2 separate regions of the Homo sapiens genome follow, and region 1 is linked to region 2. A link is an interaction called in ENCODE POLR2A ChIA-PET data of the cell type or tissue named here. Cell type or tissue: Caco-2. All regions are shown on one strand. Links, peaks and the distances in the headings refer to the core of each region. The heading gives the core; the rest is flanking DNA.

The links. Peaks named below come from ENCODE experiments on the same cell type or tissue, not always from the same donor. Only the 100,000 strongest peaks of a DNase experiment are listed, where the experiment ranks them.
Region 1: POLR2A ChIA-PET joins it to region 2 with 11 read pairs; 14 of 35 experiments call an interaction of 5 or more read pairs at or near these places.

Annotation. Positions count from the first base shown.
Region 1 is chr14:102,637,995-102,645,994 of GRCh38, forward strand. The region is part of intron 2 of RCOR1 (REST corepressor 1); the gene reads left to right. Among named protein-coding and RNA genes, the nearest start is that of RCOR1, 49 kb to the left of the region's middle. In Caco-2, for the core only: no CTCF peak of the experiment used is centred there; no DNase peak of the experiment used is centred there.
Region 2 is chr14:102,579,857-102,589,484 of GRCh38, forward strand. It overlaps the pseudogene RN7SL546P. Among named protein-coding and RNA genes, the nearest start is that of RCOR1, 8.0 kb to the right of the region's middle. RefSeq lists enhancers at 1-391, 392-1,076, 4,351-4,879. In Caco-2, for the core only: no CTCF peak of the experiment used is centred there; DNase peaks (open chromatin) are centred at 4,075 and 5,725.

The sequences.
Region 1 (8,000 bases), core at 1-8,000, 57 kb after region 2:
TGTATCTGAAAAACAATATTGGCTTCAAAAACGAACAAAAAAAAATTTAACTTCCCCCAGATTGCAGATTTACCATGTAAATGTGTTTCCACCCTGTTTTCAAGCTAATGTGACAAATTTGCTACATTATAAAGAACAGAAACCTGTGTACAGATTTTGGGGATAGCACACATAAAATAGTCCAAGGACATTATCAACTCAGGTGCAGAAGTTCTTGCTGAAGTTCTATTAACAATTGTGTTTAAAAACACCAGATGGGAGCAGATTTAAAGAGGGAGATTCTAATGGAAGGTTAGTTGGGATTTGTAGGGAAGAGAGAGAAGGATTTTAATTGAAAAGATACTAGACCGTATTCTTACCTTTATAGCGTTGTCTTCTTTTCTTTCTTTTCTTTTTTTTTGAGTCATATTTTCGTTCTTGTCACCCAGGCTAGAGTGCAGTGGTGTGATCTCGGCTCACTGCAACCTCAGCCTCCCGAGTAGCTGGAATTACAGGCCCCTGCCACCATGCCCAGCTCATTTTTGTATTTTCAGTAGAGATGGGGTTTTGCCATGTTGGCCAGGCTGGTCTCGAACTCCTGACTTCAAGTGAGCTACTGGCCTTGGTCTTCTCAAAGGTTGGGATTACAGGTGTGAGCCACCTCGCCTGGCCTATAGTAGTGTTTTTTTTTCTTTTCTTTTCTTTTTTTCTTGAGACGGAGTCTTGCTATGTTGTCCAGGCTGGAGTGCAGTGGCACAATCTTGGCTTACTGCAACCTCTGCCTCCCTGGTTCAAGCAATTCTGCTGTCTCAGTGAGTAGCTGAGATTACAGGTGCGAACCACCACATCCGGGTAATGTTTGTATTTTTAGTGGAGACGGGGTTTCGCCATGCTGGCCAGGCTGATCTCTAACTCCTGATGTCAGGTGCTCCGCCTGCCTCAGCCTCTGAAAGTGCTGGGATTGCAGGCGTGAACTACTGTGCCCAGCCTAGTAGTATTTTCTATCCAAGTTTTGGATGTAATTCTCTTGGGATTTTTTTCCTAATTTGTACAGCTACCACTGTACTGTTCATGACTGTATCCATGGGAACATAAGTAGGATGACATAAGTTTATAACTTGTTGCTAGGCAGATCTAGCTTGTAATGTATTAAGATTTTCCCATTAAAAAGCATTTGGATGGTTTTCTTTTGTGCGGTGAAGGTAACTAAACAGCGTAATTTGGAATTAAAACTGTGAAGTTGTATAAATTCCTTCTAGGAGAACCAACTACTCTTTGTTTTCTTTCTTTCTTTTTTTTTTTTTTTTTTGAGACAAGATCTCTTTTTGTCACCCAGGCTGGACTACAGTGACATGATCAGGTTTCACTGCAGCCTGGACCTCCTGGACACAAATGATCCTCCTACCTCAGCCTTCTCCTCCCCTTTACCAGCTCCTCCCCTTCCCTTCCCCAGCTCTCCCCCTCCAGTAGCTGGGAATACATGTATGCATCAGCATGTCTGGCTAATTAATTTATTTTTTAATTTTTATTTATTTATTTATTTATTTATTTATTTATTTATTTATTTATTTATTTATTGAGATGGAGTCTCGCTCTGTTGTCCAGGCTGGAGTGCAATGGCGTGATCTTGGCTCTTTGTATCTTCCTCCTCCTGGGTTCAAGAGATTCTCCTGCCTCAGCCTCCCTAGTAGCTGGGATTACAGGCACCTGCCATTATGCCTGGCTGATTTTTGTAGTTTTGTGGAGATGCAGTTTCACCATGTTGGCCGGGCTGGTCTTGAACTCCCAGCCTCAGAAGATCTGCCCACCTCAGCCTCCCAAAGTGCTGGGGTTACAGGTGTGACACTGAGCTCAGCCTATTCATTCATTCATTCATTCATTCATTCATTCATGAGACGGAGTCTCGCTCTGTCCCCAGGCTGGAGTGCAATGGCATGACCTCGGCTCACTGCAACCTCCGCCTCCTGGGTTCAAGTGATTCTCTGCCTCAGCCTCATGAGCAGCTGGGATTACAGGCATCTGCCACCACACCCGGCTAATTTTGTGTTTTTAGTAGAGATGGCGTTTCACCATGTTAGTCAGGCTGGTCTTGAATTCCCAACCTCAGGTGATCCGCCTGCCTCAGCTTCCCAGAGTGCTGGGATGACAGGCGTGAGCCGCCACACCCAGCCATATATATATGTATTTTTTATTTGAGTTTGCGTTTTGCCGTGTTGCCCAGGCTGGTCTTGAACTCCGGAATTTCAGATCGCCCACCTCAGCCTCCTAAAGTGCTGGGAGCCGCTGTGCCCAGCCTAGTCATGTTTTTAATTAATTGAATGTCTGAAATGGAAGATAATGAGTTAAAATAATTGTGTCTTAAGCCTGTCCTCTTCAGCTAAAACAGTCAGTATTTAGATATGTATGAACGAGATGTGAACACTTGATCCATCCTAAAGTACATAGCAGATTTCAAGATGATGACAGGTATCTTGGGTAGTTCTTCCGACTCTCAAAGACTTGGTGGACTAACCAAGAAAACCTCATGGAGATCGAGACACCTGTCTTGTATTTTGGTTGCAATTTTTTAAAATTAATTTTTAAAAAATGTAATATTAGTGTAAAATAACTAAATTTCAAAAAAGTTTAGAATGAGATGTAATTGAGGTCACATAGCTCTTTTCTGCAGAGGCTATCACACTTAACACCTTATCTGATTGTAATTTAAAGAATTTTTTGAGGCTGGACACGTTGGCTCACGCCTGTAATTCCAGCATTTTGGGAGACTGAGGTAGGAGGGACACTTGAGCCCAGCCTGGGCAACATAGTGAAACCCCGTCTTACAGAAAATTAAAAAATTAGCTGGCTGTCGTAGTGTGCACCTCTGGTTCCAGGTACTTTGGAGTCTGAAGTGGGAGGATCACTTGAGCCAGGGAGGTTGAGGCTGCAGTGAACTGCCATTGCACTCCAGCCTGGGTGACAGAGCAAGATCCCTGTCTCAGAAGAAAAACAGAAAAGAGGCTGGGTGTGGTGGCTCACGCCTGTAATCCCAGCACTTTGGGAGGCTGAGGCAGGTGGATCACGAGGTCAGGAGATCGAGACCGTCCTGGCCAACATGTTGAAACCCCATCTCTACTAAAAATACAAAAAAAATTAGCTGGGCTTGGTGGCGCGTGCCTGTGGTCCCAGCTACTTGGAAGGCTGAGGCAAGAGAATTGCTTGAACCCGGAAGGTGGAGGTTGCAGTGACCCGAAATTGCACCACTGCACTCCAGCCTTGCGGCAGAGTGAGACTCGGCCTTAAAAAAAAAGAAAACCAGAAAAGAATTATGTAAGCAGTTATTCAATAATAAATAATATTTATGCAGCTGGGCACAGTGGTTCACACCTGTAGTCCTAGCACTTTTGGAGGCTGAGGCGGGTGGATCACTTGAGCCCAGGAGTTCGGGACCAACCTGGGCAACATGGCAAAACCCCATCTCTACAAAAAGTACAAAAATTAGCCGGTTATGGTGGTGTTCTCCTTTAGTCCCAGCTATTCAGGAAGCTGAGGTGGGCGGATCACTTGTGCCCAGGAGGTTGAGGCTGCAGTGAGCCAAGATGTCGCCACTGCACTCCAGTCCCAACAACAGAGTGAGACCCTGTCTCAATTAAAAAAAAAATAATAATATTTATGCCGTTTTTTTGTACCAGCTACTATGATAGGTGCTTTATAGGACAATTTGGGGAAGTAATTGCTGTTAACTCCATTTTACTCATATAAGGAAAGTGACGCTTGCACAAGGTTTAATATTTCTTGCCCACTAACATGTATGCTTCAAGAAAGCAGGGGCTATGTGTTACTTCTGTCTAGCCCCCTCCTGTATCTAGCATAGTTTCTTTGGGGTTTGGGTAGTGTGTCAAATACAGTGGAAAGGCTGGTTTTACAAAGATGATTGTTGTATCTTCATTTATTACCTTTGAACTTGTAGCTTCATAGGGAAATCATGGGAATTTGAGCAGCACTGAATCTGCATGTATTAAAAAAACTTGCATCATTTCTGGATTTCATGTGGTGAATATTTGATAGTACCTCTCGTGATTTGATAAGGTCCATTATTTGGGGACAAGGGTGGTTAACATAGGGATTGATGGAATTGTGACTCCATTCTGTTGTGGCGTGTTTAGTTTTTACCTCTTTCCCTTTACTCCTCGTGCCCCAGCTGCGTCTGTGTCCATTGTCCTTTCAGTTTCTTACTCTAATTGAAAGAATACATAGGTAAAGAAGGAATCTGATAGAAGGAATAAACTTCTTTGACGGTATTAACAAGTGTCTGATCTTGATTAGTGTAAGTTGTATTCAGTGCCTCATGTTTCTTACCTTTGAATTGTAGAAAATAAAATTTTAGATCTGGTTAAGATTCTTGAGATTATTTGGCAGGAGGAAATTGAAGCGCAGTTCAGTTCCATAGAATGTTGTTGAATGCGTTTCTTCATTTGTTAAGAGTGATAATATTTGTCTCATAGGGTTGATACAAGGAGGAAGAGATACTCTTTATAAAAAAGTCTTAGGCCGATTTGATGATAATACTAATAGTTAAACTTGTTCAGAAGTTAATCTGGGCTGGGCATGGTGGCTCACACCTGTAATTTCAGCACTTTGGGAGGCAGAGGTGGGAAGGATCGCTTGAGCCCAGAAATTCCAGACCAGCCTGGGCAACAAAGTGAGACCTCGTCTCTATAAAAATTATAAAAATAAGCCGGGTATGGTGGCACATGCCTATGGTCCCAGGTACTCGGGATGCTGAGATGGAAGGATCACATGAGCCCAGGAAGTCGAGGCTGTGGTGAGCTATGATCATTGCCACTGCACTCCAGCCTAGGTGACAGAGTGAGACCCTGTCTATTAAAAAAAGTTAGTCTGTGTTAGCATAGTATCGGCAGAAAAGTATTCTGACACAGTATAGGAGGGATCAGGGTATGGGGGAATGAGTCAGGAAGGCCATTTTAAAGATTTTACAGTGTCCTAAACTTGATAGTGAAGGCTAAGCATTAGAAATGGAAGAGATTGGCTGGGCGCAGTGGCTCACGCCTGTAATCCCTGCACTTTGGGAGGCCGAGGCGGGCAGATCACGAGGTCAGGAGATCAAGACCATCCTGGCTAACACGGTGAAACCCTGTCTCTACTAAAAACACAAAAAATTAGCCGGGCGTGGTGGCGGGTGCCTGTAGTCCCAGCTACTTGGCAGGCTGAGGCAGGAGAATGGCGTGAACCCGGGAGGCGGAGCTTGCACAGTGAGCCCAGATCATGCCACTGCACTCCAGCCTGGGCGACAGAGCGAGACTCCGTCTCAAAAAAAAGAGGAATGGAAGAGATTAGAAAAGATGTGAACAAACCTTATAGAGCTTCCAGGAAAGGAAGAAAGGTAAAAACATTGAGATTTGGAATGTTGAGTAATGGGATAGTATAAACAGTATAGCAGTATAGAGATGTCACTAATGTTTTAGAAACTGAAATAATAGATTAATGCATGGTAATTACCTTGCCAGAACTGAAAAGCGGTGGTAGTGATGCTGGAGGAAGCAGATTGCTGCTGCAGAACTGCAGCAAGGCCTAGGAGGTGGAGGCACCAGGTATCTTCAGAGGCCCAGGTGTGGTGTGGTTGGCCCTAAGCTGATGGGCTGACTGAAAGTCTCCAGGAATTCTTCCTGTCTCTAGATTATGCTTCATTCCAGCAGTCCAGGAATTAGACTTTCCCTAGCCTAGCACAAGACAAGTTTACTTTTGGTAGAGTTTGAACCAGAGCTGTACCCTAGACTTGAAATGGGGAGGACGGGTGGAAACTATCTGGACGTGGTGGGGGAGACGTATCTATGAAGTGAAAGTTTGTATATTGAATGGTCATTCCAGAATTCTTAATAGCCTGGCTTATACTCTCCAGCAAATTAGAAGGTTCTTCTTTGGGAGAAAACTGGCCCAGATGCTAACAATTGAGTGTTACCCTGTATTCCAGTTATTACCGCCTAACAACTGTTGCTGTTACTATTGTCTTTAAACAACAACAATCGTTTTATTATCTCACACTTTCTGGTGATGAGGATTTAGGAAGACATCAGTTGGGCAGCTCTGGCTTGGGTTTCTCTGACTTAAGTTGTGTTCACATGGTGGCTGGAGCTGAACAGTAGGGTGCTGAAGTGGCCTTGGCTGGCCAGACAGCTTTCTTCCTGGTGTCTCAGCATGGGCTGATTTGTGCTCCTCACAACATTATGGCCTCTGACTGCTTACAAGAAAGTGCAGGCTTCCAAAGCAAGTATCGCAAGAAAACTGACTATTAACTGATTCACTTTTCATGACCCAGCCTCGGAAGTCACATAGGCTCCTTTCCGATGTAGTCACAAGTCTAGTCAGCTTCAAGGGCAGGGAACATAGATTCCATCTCTTGGTAGGAGTACAGAAGTGGAATTGCAGTCAGAGTGTAAGGGGTCCCTGTGGGATGACATGAGAAACATTCTGTGACCACCTTTGGAAAACACAATCTACCACATTTTCTCATTTGGTCACAATAATTCACATTCCTCCTTCTTGTCACTTGTGCTCACACCCTCTCCCATCACATCGCTCCCCCTTCCTGCTATGGCATTAACTTCAAGTTCAGCATCTTGTCACCTGAATCAAGCCCAGTTGTGGCCACCCAAAGCTCCTCAGGTGTGGTTCCTCTAGAGCTGAACTCATGTGACGTCAAGAGAAGGAATCTGTTGCTTCCTCTGACTTAAAATGGCAGGACAAGCTTAGGATAATTGCTGTAGACACATCTGCCCAGAAAAGAGGAAACAGGAGGCACAGTAGTTTCTCATCCATTGCCATTCTGAAATTCAGCAGGGCACACGTTACCAATTCCTTGATTTGGTCTCAGTTCTGGTGCCTGGGAATGATTGTTTCAGGCTCTGGTTTCTGCTGAGAATTTTGTTTTGTCTTCTGAGTTACCCTTTTCCCTAAGAAATGGCTGATTTTTATAGCTGAGTAGTTTTCTTAGCCTTTGTGCTTTCGGTAGTTTTGGAGGAACAAAAAAACCTTCCCCTCATTTTGTACTGTTTTTGTCTCTTTCAGTCCAAACTGGTATAATTCCTTTGAAAATTTTGTGGGCTCTCTCTGTGTCAATTTGTAACCTACTACATTAGACAGGAACCACACTTAGCCTGTTTGTGGTAGGTCCTTCATTTCCTTGGGCTCCTTGTGTGTCACCAGCCTTAGTATTCTTAGAAGCCCTGTTGTTTGATGGAGAGGATCTTAAAATCCTTAGAAGGCTCTTGGTCTCTTGGAAAGGACAGTGCAGAACCTTCTTAGATCTTTTTGAGGTTTTAAGAAAGTATTACAGTCACAGTCTGGGTTTGTTCTTTACCACTGAGAATTTTGAGAATTGTTTCTTTTTTTAAAATTCTGCCTGGAAATATCCTTAGGTAGATCATGGAGTTTATTAGGTGCATTTCCTGTTTTCCACATTTCTAAAGGCCACATTTTCCACTACTTAGACAACAGGGGACCCTTTTCCTGTAATGTACAATAGTAGTTTTCATAGTTTCTATTAAGCTTTTCCTGATAGTTTCCTTGTTGAGGCCCTTCAGGCTTTTGCTGATAGCCTCTTAAAGGCCTTGCAATTTCCACCTGCCACCCAGCCCCAAAGCCAGTAGCACAGTTCTGGGTTTTTGTTGCAGCATCTCACTTCCAGGTGCCAAAATCTGTTCCTTAGTCTTGCTGCCTGAAAAATGACCCCCAAAAGTTAGTGACTTAAAATAATTCCGTGATTTCTGTAGGTCAGGAATTTAGGAAGAGCTTGATTGGGCAATTGTGGCTCAGGTTCTTGCTTTGGCTGCAGTCAGATGGTAGAGCTGAAGAGTAGTGCACAGGCAAGGCAGTGTGCACAGCTGGAGAGGGCCGAGCTGAGCCGCCTCCACAAGGTCTCTGTGTGAATTTGTTTGTGCTGCTTCTTCAGGGCACTCAGACTGCCCACATAGCTTTGTGTCCAAATGTATGTCCTGTGGGAGGATGAGCAGAATCTGTATTAC
Region 2 (9,628 bases), core at 692-8,691:
ACTGAGGCCCTGAGAGGTCCAGGGGCTCTCAGGCAGCCAGAGGCAGCACCTGACCTGGCCCAGGCCCCCTTCCCCGGGAGCACAGATGCCAGGATGTGTGGATTGGCGCCCTTCTTGGGCTGCTGGGCCCCGTGGTCTGCTAATTAGTCACATCATTTTTGGCATCGCACACAGCCTCGGGAACTGGAGAATGTCATTGTCAAAGTATTTTTGAATATTTGCCTTCTCAGCAAGAAGATGAGAAAGCTGTGAGGACACTCAGTCTTCCACGGGGTGGATACTAACCAAAATCACAAGCAGCTTGAGCTGGAAGGACCTGGGAGCCGGGAGAGATGCCGGAGGAGTCCCGCGCGCTGCCTGTCACAGCTGTGTGACTTCGAGACAGGGCTCTGGCCCCCTGGGCCTCAGTGTCCTCCCCTGGAAAATGGCTCATTCATTTCTCAGGTGGGCATGAAGTTGCTATGTGCCACGCACTGCTGTAGGCTCTGGGGAGCAAAACAGGCAAAAATCTCTGCTCTCACAGGCTGCCATCCCCAGGGGGGCCATACCATAGAAATCAAATCAGATACACCAGGGGTGACACATAGAAGGGAGAGCCCAGGGGTGGGGCTGTCAGGGATGGCCTTGCTGAGAAGGTGACATGCGAGTGAGAATTTGAAGGGGGCAGGAGGGAGCCCAAGGGGTGTCAGGGGAAGAGCCCTCCAGCACAGGGAGCGGCAGGCACAAAGGCCCTGCACTCGGGCAGGACTGGGTTGTTCCAGGAGCATCAGGGAGGCCAGGCGGGCTAGAGCAGGTGGTGACTCAGGGAGGCAACATGACAAGACTGGGTCACAAAAGGCCACTGGAGGCCTGCTTGCTGCTTGTGGAGGGCCTTGTAAACTGCTGGAAAGCCTTTCTTTTCTTTCTATTTTTGTTGTTGTTGTTGTTGACAGGGTCTCCCTCTGTCTCCCAGGCTGGAGTGCAGTGGCTAGAGCTCGCTGTTACTTCAAACTCCTGGGCTCAAGTGTGTGCCACCATGCTCTGCACCCAGGCTGGAGTGCAATGGCGCCATCTCTGCTCACTGCAACCTCCGCCTCCTGGGTTCAAGCGATTCTCCTGCCTCAGCCTCCTGAGTAGCTGGGATTAAAGCTGCCTGCCACCTGCACAGGTAATTTTTTTTGTATTTTTAGTAAAGACAGGATTGCGCTATGTTGGCCAGGCTCGTCTTGAGCCCCTGACCTCAGGTGATCTGCCCGCCTCCCAAAGTGCTGAGATTACAGGCGTGAGCTGCACCTGGCCTTAATTTTTAAATTTAATTTAAAATTTTTGTTTTTGTTGTTGTTGCAGAAATGGAGTCTCCCTATGTTGTGCAGACAGGTCTTGAACTCATAGCCTCAAGTGATTTGTCCGCCTCAGCCTCCCAAAGTACTGGACTTACAGGTGTGAGCCATGACACCCAGCCAAACCTATGGTTTTTTTTTTTGGTGTTGTTGTTTTGTTTTTTTTTTTTTTGAGATGGAGTCTTGCTCTGTCGCCTGGACTGGAATTCAGTGGCGCAATATCTCGGCTCACTGCAACCTCCGCCTTTCAGGATCAAGCGATTCTCCTGTCTCTGCCTCCCGAGTAGCTGGGATTACAGGTGCATGCTGCCATGCCTGGCTAATTTTTTGTATCTTAGTAGAGACGGGGTTTTACCGTTGTTGCCCAGGCTGGTCTTCAACTCCTGAGCTCAGGCAATCCACCCGCCTCAGCCTCCCAAAGTGAGCCACTGTGCCCGACCAAGCCTATGTTTTTGTTCTGGGTGACGGTCTAGAGCAGGACCAGACGTGATATGGTTTCTGTATTAGCCGTATTCTTCTGTGCCCCATGCTTCAAAGATAGAAGCAAGGAGGCCAGGTGAGATGTGAGGAGGCCTGCCCCATGGTGGGGACAGTGGGGGAACGAGAGAGGACTGGACTCCAGATGTGTCTGGAGGCAGAGTTGACATTGGGTGTGGAATTGTAAAAAATAATTTGTTGGCCGGGTGTGGTGGCTCACGCCTGTAATCCCACCACTTTGGGAGGCTGAGGCGGATGGATCATGGGGTCAGGAGATCGAGACCATCCTGGCTAACATGGTGAAACCCTGTCTCTACTAAAAATACAAAAAACAAGATTAGCCGGGTGTGGTGGCAGGCGCCTGTAGTCCCAGCTACTAGGGAGGCTGAGGCAGGAGAAATGCGTGAACCTGGGAGGCAGAACTTGCAGTGAGCCGAGATTGCACCACTGCACTCCAGCCTGGGCGACAGAGCGAGACTTCATCTCAACAACAACAACAAAAATAATAATAATAATAAATTTTTCTTTTTTTTTGTCCTCCCTGCCTCATCCCTGTAATTTATTTTATTTTACTTTATTATTTTTTTTGAGACAGAGTTTCACTCTTGTTGCCCAGGCTGGAGTGCAATGGCGTGATCTCGGCTCACTGCAACCTCTGCCTCCCGGGTTCTAGCAATTCTCCTGCCTCAGCCTCCTGAGTAGCTGGGATTACAGGCATGCGCCACCACGCCCGGCTAATTTTGTATTTTTAGTAGAGACAGGGTTTCTCCATGTTGAGGCTGGTCTCGAACTCCTGACCTCAGGTGATCCGCCCGCCTCGGCCTCCCAAAGTGCTGGGATTACGGGCTTGAGCCACTGCGCCCGGCCTATAATTTTTTTTTTTTTTTTTTTTTTAAGAGACAGGGTTGTCAGGCACGGTGGCTCACGCCTGTAATCCCAGCACTTTGGGAGGCCGAGGCAGGTGGATCACAAGGTCAGGAGTTCAAGACCAGCCTGGTCAAGATGGTGAAACCCCAACTCTACTAAAAATACAATAATTAGTATTGTATTTTTACATACATTTTAGGGGTGAGGTGGCAGACCCCTGTAATCCCAACTACTCGGGAGGCTGAGGCAGGAGAATTGCTTGAACCCAGGGGGCGGAGGTTGCAGTGAGCCGAGATTGCACCACTGCATTCCAGCCTGGGTGACAGTGAGACTCCGTCTCAAAAAAAAAAAAAAAGAAAAGAAAAAAGAGAGACAGGGTCTTGCTGTATTGCCCAGGCTGGAGTGCAGTGGCTATTCACAGGCACAATTCCGCTACTGATCAGCCTGGGAGTTTTGACCTGCTCCATTTCCGACCTGGGGTGGTGGTTCACCCCTCCTTAAGCAACATGGTGGTCCCCTGCTCCTCGGAAGTCACCATATTAATGCCAAAGTTAGTGCGGACACCCTCTCGGCATAGCGCACTACAGCCCAGAACTCCTGGGCTCAAGCGATCCTCTTGCCTCAGCCTCCCAAAGCTGTGTGAGCCACCACGCCTGGCCATTTAAATCATTTTCAAATGTACAATTCAGGGACATACAGTACATTCACGATGTTGCACAACCATCTCCACAGTGAAGTTCCAGCAGGAAACCCATGTCCATGAAGCAGGCACTCCCTTCTCCCCTCCGTGTGCTAGGCCAGTGCAGGGAGAGACATGATATGGGGCTGCCAGCAAGGCAGATGCTAGGGGAAATTGAGGGAGATGGCTGGAGGAGAAGAGGGTCTTCGGCTATCCCCTGCGTCACTCCCAGGAGCCCCAAGATGTGTGCGCAGCAGAGGAGACTCTGAGACACATTCTCCTCTAGACCAGGCACTGCTGAACACTGGAGCAGTGCAAGCAGGACGGCAACACCAAGAGGTCCTGGGCGGGGTGGGGTCTGGGGAGGGAGAGAGATACAAGAACCAAGAGTCCCAGGGCTGCAGCTGAGACAGGGCTGGTAATGAGGCACAGCCCCGGAGTGGGCAGGGGTGGGGACCTCCCATGGATGGGATGGTCAGAAGGCTCCTGGAGGAGGTGACATGTAGGTGGGGTAAGGCAGAGGAAGCCTGGGAAGATTGGGGGAAAGGTGTTCCCGGCCTAGAAACAGCCGAATGCCAGCAGGCCTCTCCGTGTCACACCCCTGCCTCCTAGGGCCATCCATCTCTCTGTCTGTCTGTTCCAGGGAGGGTTCCCCGGTTTGTCTTTTACTGAAAGATCCTGGAGGAGGGGAGGGCTAGTTGTTGCTCTTATGCAAAGGCCCTGAGGCAGGTGCAGGGTGTGAAGGGGAGGGGAGACATGAGGCCAGGAGTCGAAGTGGAGCTGGAGGCAGGGCCATGCCTCATGTGCCTGGGGCCAGCTGTGGAGTGTTTGGAATTTCATCCTTGGCCCACAGGAAATCCCCGTAGGGACCGGGGGTGGGGGTGGGGGGTGGTGGGGGTTGTAAGCCAGGAAGGAAGTGATCCAGCCCTTGTTTCAAAGATGATCTCTGGCTGTCATGTCATTAGGGGATGGCAGTTGGAAGGGTGTCGTGGTATCTAAGCTGGTAGAGGAAAGAGTACGGCCCAGGTATCCCACCTCCCAGGGCACCCTCGTGTCACTCTTGACAGGCCCAGTACTTGCAGTGTCCTGGGGAAAAGCCCCATGTGTCTCTCATCTGTGAACGAGAGGTGAATGGAGGCCCATCTAGCTGGGCCAGGCCTGACCATCCGCAGGACTGAATGCCAGCAAGCCTTTCCACGTCCCACCCCTGCCCACTAGGGCCATCCGTATCTGTCTGTCTGTCCCAGGGAGAGTTCCCTGGTTTGTCTTTTACTGAAAGATCCTGGGGGACGGGAGGGCTAGTTGTCACTCTTGTGGACAAGGGGTAGGTCCTCAGCCAGGAAACCTTTCTTTTTTTTTTTTTGAGATGGAGTCTTGCTCTGTCCGCCAGGCTGGAGTACAGTGGCACGATCTAGGCTCATTGCAACCTCCCCCTCTCGGGTTCAAGCGATTCTCCTGCCTCAGCCTCCTGAGTAGCTGGGAAGACAGGCGCCCACCATCACGCCTGGCTAATTTTTGTATTTTTAGTAGAGACGGGGCTTTACCATGTTGGCCAGGCTGACCCCGAACTCCTGACCTCAACTGATCCGCCCGACTCGGCCTCCCAAAATGCTAGGATTACAGGTGTAAGCCACTGTGCCCAGCCCAGGAAACCACTCTTGGAAGGCAGTTTCTAGACAGAGAAAAGAACACCCTTTTCTCTGAGGGTCTAAATGTTGGTGTAGCCGGTATCTGTCTGCTGCGAGGCTGCTGGGAAGCCAGTGCTCTGCTCATTATCTATATCCCTGCCAATATATCTACACTCTTACTGGGGTCTGGTTTAAATGTCCCAGCCTGACCCCAAGACAAAGTCAGCAGTGGTGACTGAAGCAGCCCTTGCTGCGTGGCAGGCTCTGTGCTGGGCACGGGATTCCAGACACACAAGAGTGAGACCCTATCTTGCAGAGCTTACAATTCGGGGTGGGGGCAGGGGGGAGGGAAACACAAGTAGCCCTAAGCATGGCTCATGACAACTGTCATCAGTGCCAGGAGTGGGGACACCAGGGCCTGGGACAGGGGGCTGAGGCGGTCAGGAGGTTCAGAAGGGCTCCTGGAGAAGGGGGCCTGCGAGCTGAGCTGTGAAGGCCAAGGGGCATGATCTGGGTCGCGTGGCCTGGTGGGAGCCTCACCCCTGGGCAATCCTGGGAAGAGAGGTCCCAAAAGTGGGGAATCTTGAGGCCAGCTTAGGCAGGAGGCCCTCTCCTCTCCTGGGCAGAGACCTGCTTCAGCCTAGGTCTGAGCTCTGCCCGAGCTGGTCTTCCCACATGCCTGCGGCCCCTTGAGGGAGGCCTCACACTGGTCCCAGGCCTGCTGCTGCCGTCCGCCCATGCCTCACGGGAAGCTTCTTAGACAGAGTGAAAAGCATTCCTAAGGGAATGTAAAGAAAGGGCGGGGCGGCTGGGCAGGAAAGGGCCTGGCTCACACTTCCCCTCGATAATCTTATCGCGATGACAAGCTCCCAGCCTGGCCTCCATTTGTTCATCTGGACCGGGAGGGTGCCCTGGCTGCAAGGCTGGAGTTAGGATTGACATAACCGTAAAGTGTGGACGTGACCCACCAGGAGCATGGGGATGAGGACTCCTCGGGGTGGCCTTGTGGGAACGGGGTGGGGCACCCACACTGGCCTTGGCACCCTAGCAAAGGTGTGGGTGTGGAAAGCCAGGCCTGAAGTCTCAAGTCCTGGCAGGGAGGCCATCTCCTCCAACACCCTGGCAAATGAAGGATGCAAAGGAAACGAAATCTACAGAAACGCGGAGACCCTGAATGATGTGTTCTTCTGTGTCTTCTTCCTCCTCATTCTTTCTGTTATTTAATTATCTCTATTTTCCAAACAGCTTCCTTGAGATATAATTCATAGTACATGCCATACAATTCACCCATGAGAAGTGTCCGATACAGCAGTTTTAGTATATCCAGAGTCATGCAACCATCACCACAATCAATGTTAGAACATCTCGCCGGGTGAAGTGGCTCACGGTTGTAATCCCATCACTTTGGGAAGCTGAGGGAGGTGAATCACGAGGTCAAGAGATCGAGACCATCCTGGCCAACATGGTGAAACCCTGTCTCTACAAAAAATTAGCTGGGCATGGTGGTGCGCACCTGTATTCCCAGCTACTTGAGAGACTGAGGCAGGAGGATCGCTTGAACCCAGGAAGTGGAGGTTGCAGTGAGTCGAGATTGCACCCTGAGATCGCGCCACTATACCCCAGCCTGGCGACAGGGACTCCGTCTCATACAAACAAAAAAACAAAAAACAACAACAAAAAGAACATCTCATTACCTCAGAAAGAAACCCTGTACCCATTTGCAGTCACTCCACATTCCTCTCTCCCTCAGCAACCAATAATCTGCTTTCTGCCTGTTGTGGACATTTCATAGAAATGGAATCATACACTATGTGGTCTTTTGTGACTAGCTTCTTCATTTAACCTGTTCAGGATTCATCCATGTTGTAGCATCCTTTTTATGGCTGACCCATATTCCAGTGTGGATAGACCACACTTTGTTTAAACATTCATCAGATGAGGGACATTAAGTATGAATAATACTGCTATGAACATTTGCCCACAAGTTTTTGTGTGGACATATGTTTTCAGTTGTTTTGGGTATATATCTCTGAGTGGGATTTCTGGGTCAAATGGCAACTCTATGTTTAACTTCTTGAGAAACTGCCAGACTATTTTCCAAAGCAGCTGCACCATTTTACATTCCCACCAGCAGTGGCTTCCAGCACTTGTTACTGCATCTTTTTGATGAGTGCTATCCTGGTGGGCAAGAAGTGGCATCTCTTTGTGGTTTTTTCATTTCCCTGACGGCTAACATTGAGCATCTTTGCATGAGTTTCTTGGCCTTTTTTTTTTTTGAGACAGGAGTCTCGCTCTGTTACCCAGGCTGCAATGGGGGGCGATATTGGCTCACTGCAACCTCTGCCTCCCAGGTTCAAGTGATGCTCCTGCCTCAGCCTCCAGGTAGCTGAGATTACAGGCACCCACCACCGCGCCTGGCTAATCTTTTTTTTTTTTTTTTTTTTTGAGACGGAGTCTCACTCTGTTGCCAGGCTAGAGTGCTGTGGCGTGATCTCCGCTCACTGCAACTTCCGACTACCTGGTTCAAGAGATTATCCTGCCTCAGCCACCCCATAGCTGGGATTACAGGAATGCACCACCATACCCAGCTAATTTTTGTATTGTTAGTAGAGATGGGGTTCACCATGTTGGCCAGGATGGCCTTGATCTTCTGACCTCGTGATCTGCCCGCTTTGGCCTCCCAAAGTGCTGGGATTACAGGCGTAAGCCACCGCATCCAGCCACAGCTAATCTTTTTTTTGTTTGTTTTTTTGAGACGGAGTTTTTGCTCGTTGCCCAGGCTGGAGTGCAATGGCGCAATCTCTGCTCACTGCAACCTCCGCCTCCTGTATTCATGTGATTCTCCTGCCTCAGCCTCCCGAGTAGCTGGGATTACAGGAGCCTGCCACCATCTGCAGCAAAATTTTTATCTGTAGGAGAGACGCGGTTTCTCCATGTTGGTTAGGCTGGTCTCGAACTCCCGACCTCAGGTGATCCATCCGCTTCAGCCTCCCAAAGTGCTGGGATTACAGGCGTAAGCCACCATGCTCACCCACACAAGTTTTAATTTTTATGAATTCCAATTTTTCTCTTTTGTTCCTTATCCTTTTGGCATCGTAATCAAGAAGACTTTGCCTACCTCATGGTCACAGAGATTTAGGTTTTCATCTGACAGTTTTATAGTTTTACAATTAGGTCTTACAATTAGGTCTACGATTTACTTGCTTAGTTATTAACATATTAAGTAACAAGTTCTAGCAGTGGGTCTAATAACTTCTGTGATTTTGGAGACGAGTATACGTGCTATTTTGAGGCTGGGCGCGGTGGCTCATGCCTGTAATCCCAGCACTTTGGGAGGCCAAGGTGGGCGGATCACGACGTCAGGAGTTCGACACCAGTCTGGCCAACATGGTGAAACCCCATCTCTACTAAAAACACAAAAATTAGCTGGGCGTGGTGGTGGGTGCCTGTGATCCCAGCTACTCAGAGCCTGAGGGAGGAAAATAGTTGGAACCCGGGAGGTTGCACTGAGCTGAGATCATGCCACTGCACTCCAGCCTGGGCGACAGAACAAGACTCTGTCTCAAAAAATAAAATAAAAATAAAATAAATAAATAAATGCTATTTTGAGATATTTCCAGTGACTGCAATGTGTTGAGATGGAATATCACCTACATTCATAAGTGAAGAAAATGCTGGATTTTGGTTAAAGGTTGATTTTTTTTTTGAGACAGGGGTCTTGCTGGAGGCCTCAAAGTACCTGGGATTATAAGTGAGTGCCACCGCACTTGGTGTTAAAGGTTAATTTAAATAAAGATGTATTTACCAGCTCTGGTTCATGGTCTCCAGAATTCTATCCATGGATTCCAGGTTCAGAACTCTTAGGATGGCTAAAATTCCAGCCTGAAGTCTCAGTTTTCCAATAGTCCTTTGGGGGCTTGAAACCTCCCAGGAATGGCTTTAGGGTGTTTTCCTGACACTTCCCAGCCCTGGCCCATACCCTGCCCTCTGCCTGGCTCCATTCTTGGGAAAGGAATTCCTTGCCAAACAGAATTTTCTAACAAGCCCAAATATAGTAATAATAATAATTAGCAGCAGGAAGAACTATAAACACTGGGGTAGGAAAGCCTGTACCCGTCTCTCCTTTTCCTGATCCCTTCCCTTCATTCCTGAACTGAAGGAGACGGAGCCCCTTTGGGCTTTGATGACTCCATCACTGGGGTATGTTCATTTGATGGTTGATTTTGCTGTACCAGGTACTTCCTTTCCCATTTTCTAATCATTTTATAACACATGCTGACTCTTTTCCCTTCCCTTTTTCTGGGAAAATACAATGAATACAAAATTATAAACACTGTATGTTTAGCATCAGACCAAGCATGTTGCAGACACCCTTGCCCCTGGCCGTCCCAGAATCCCTGGGGCAACTCTGGCCTTGGTTAAGAGGCTCCATAGCTCCTGGCTTAGCTGTGCCCCGGCTCCTCCCCTCATATCATGCCTGATCCTAGGAAGATATTTCACTTCTGGGTGCCTCAGCTTTCTCATCTATAAGGGTGGGGTATGAGATGGTCATGGTCATAGTTTTTGTTTTTTTTTAGGGTGGGGGGACGAGATGGTCATAGGGTCACAGTTTTTTTTTTTGTTTTTGTTTTATACAGACGGGATCTCGCTATGTCACC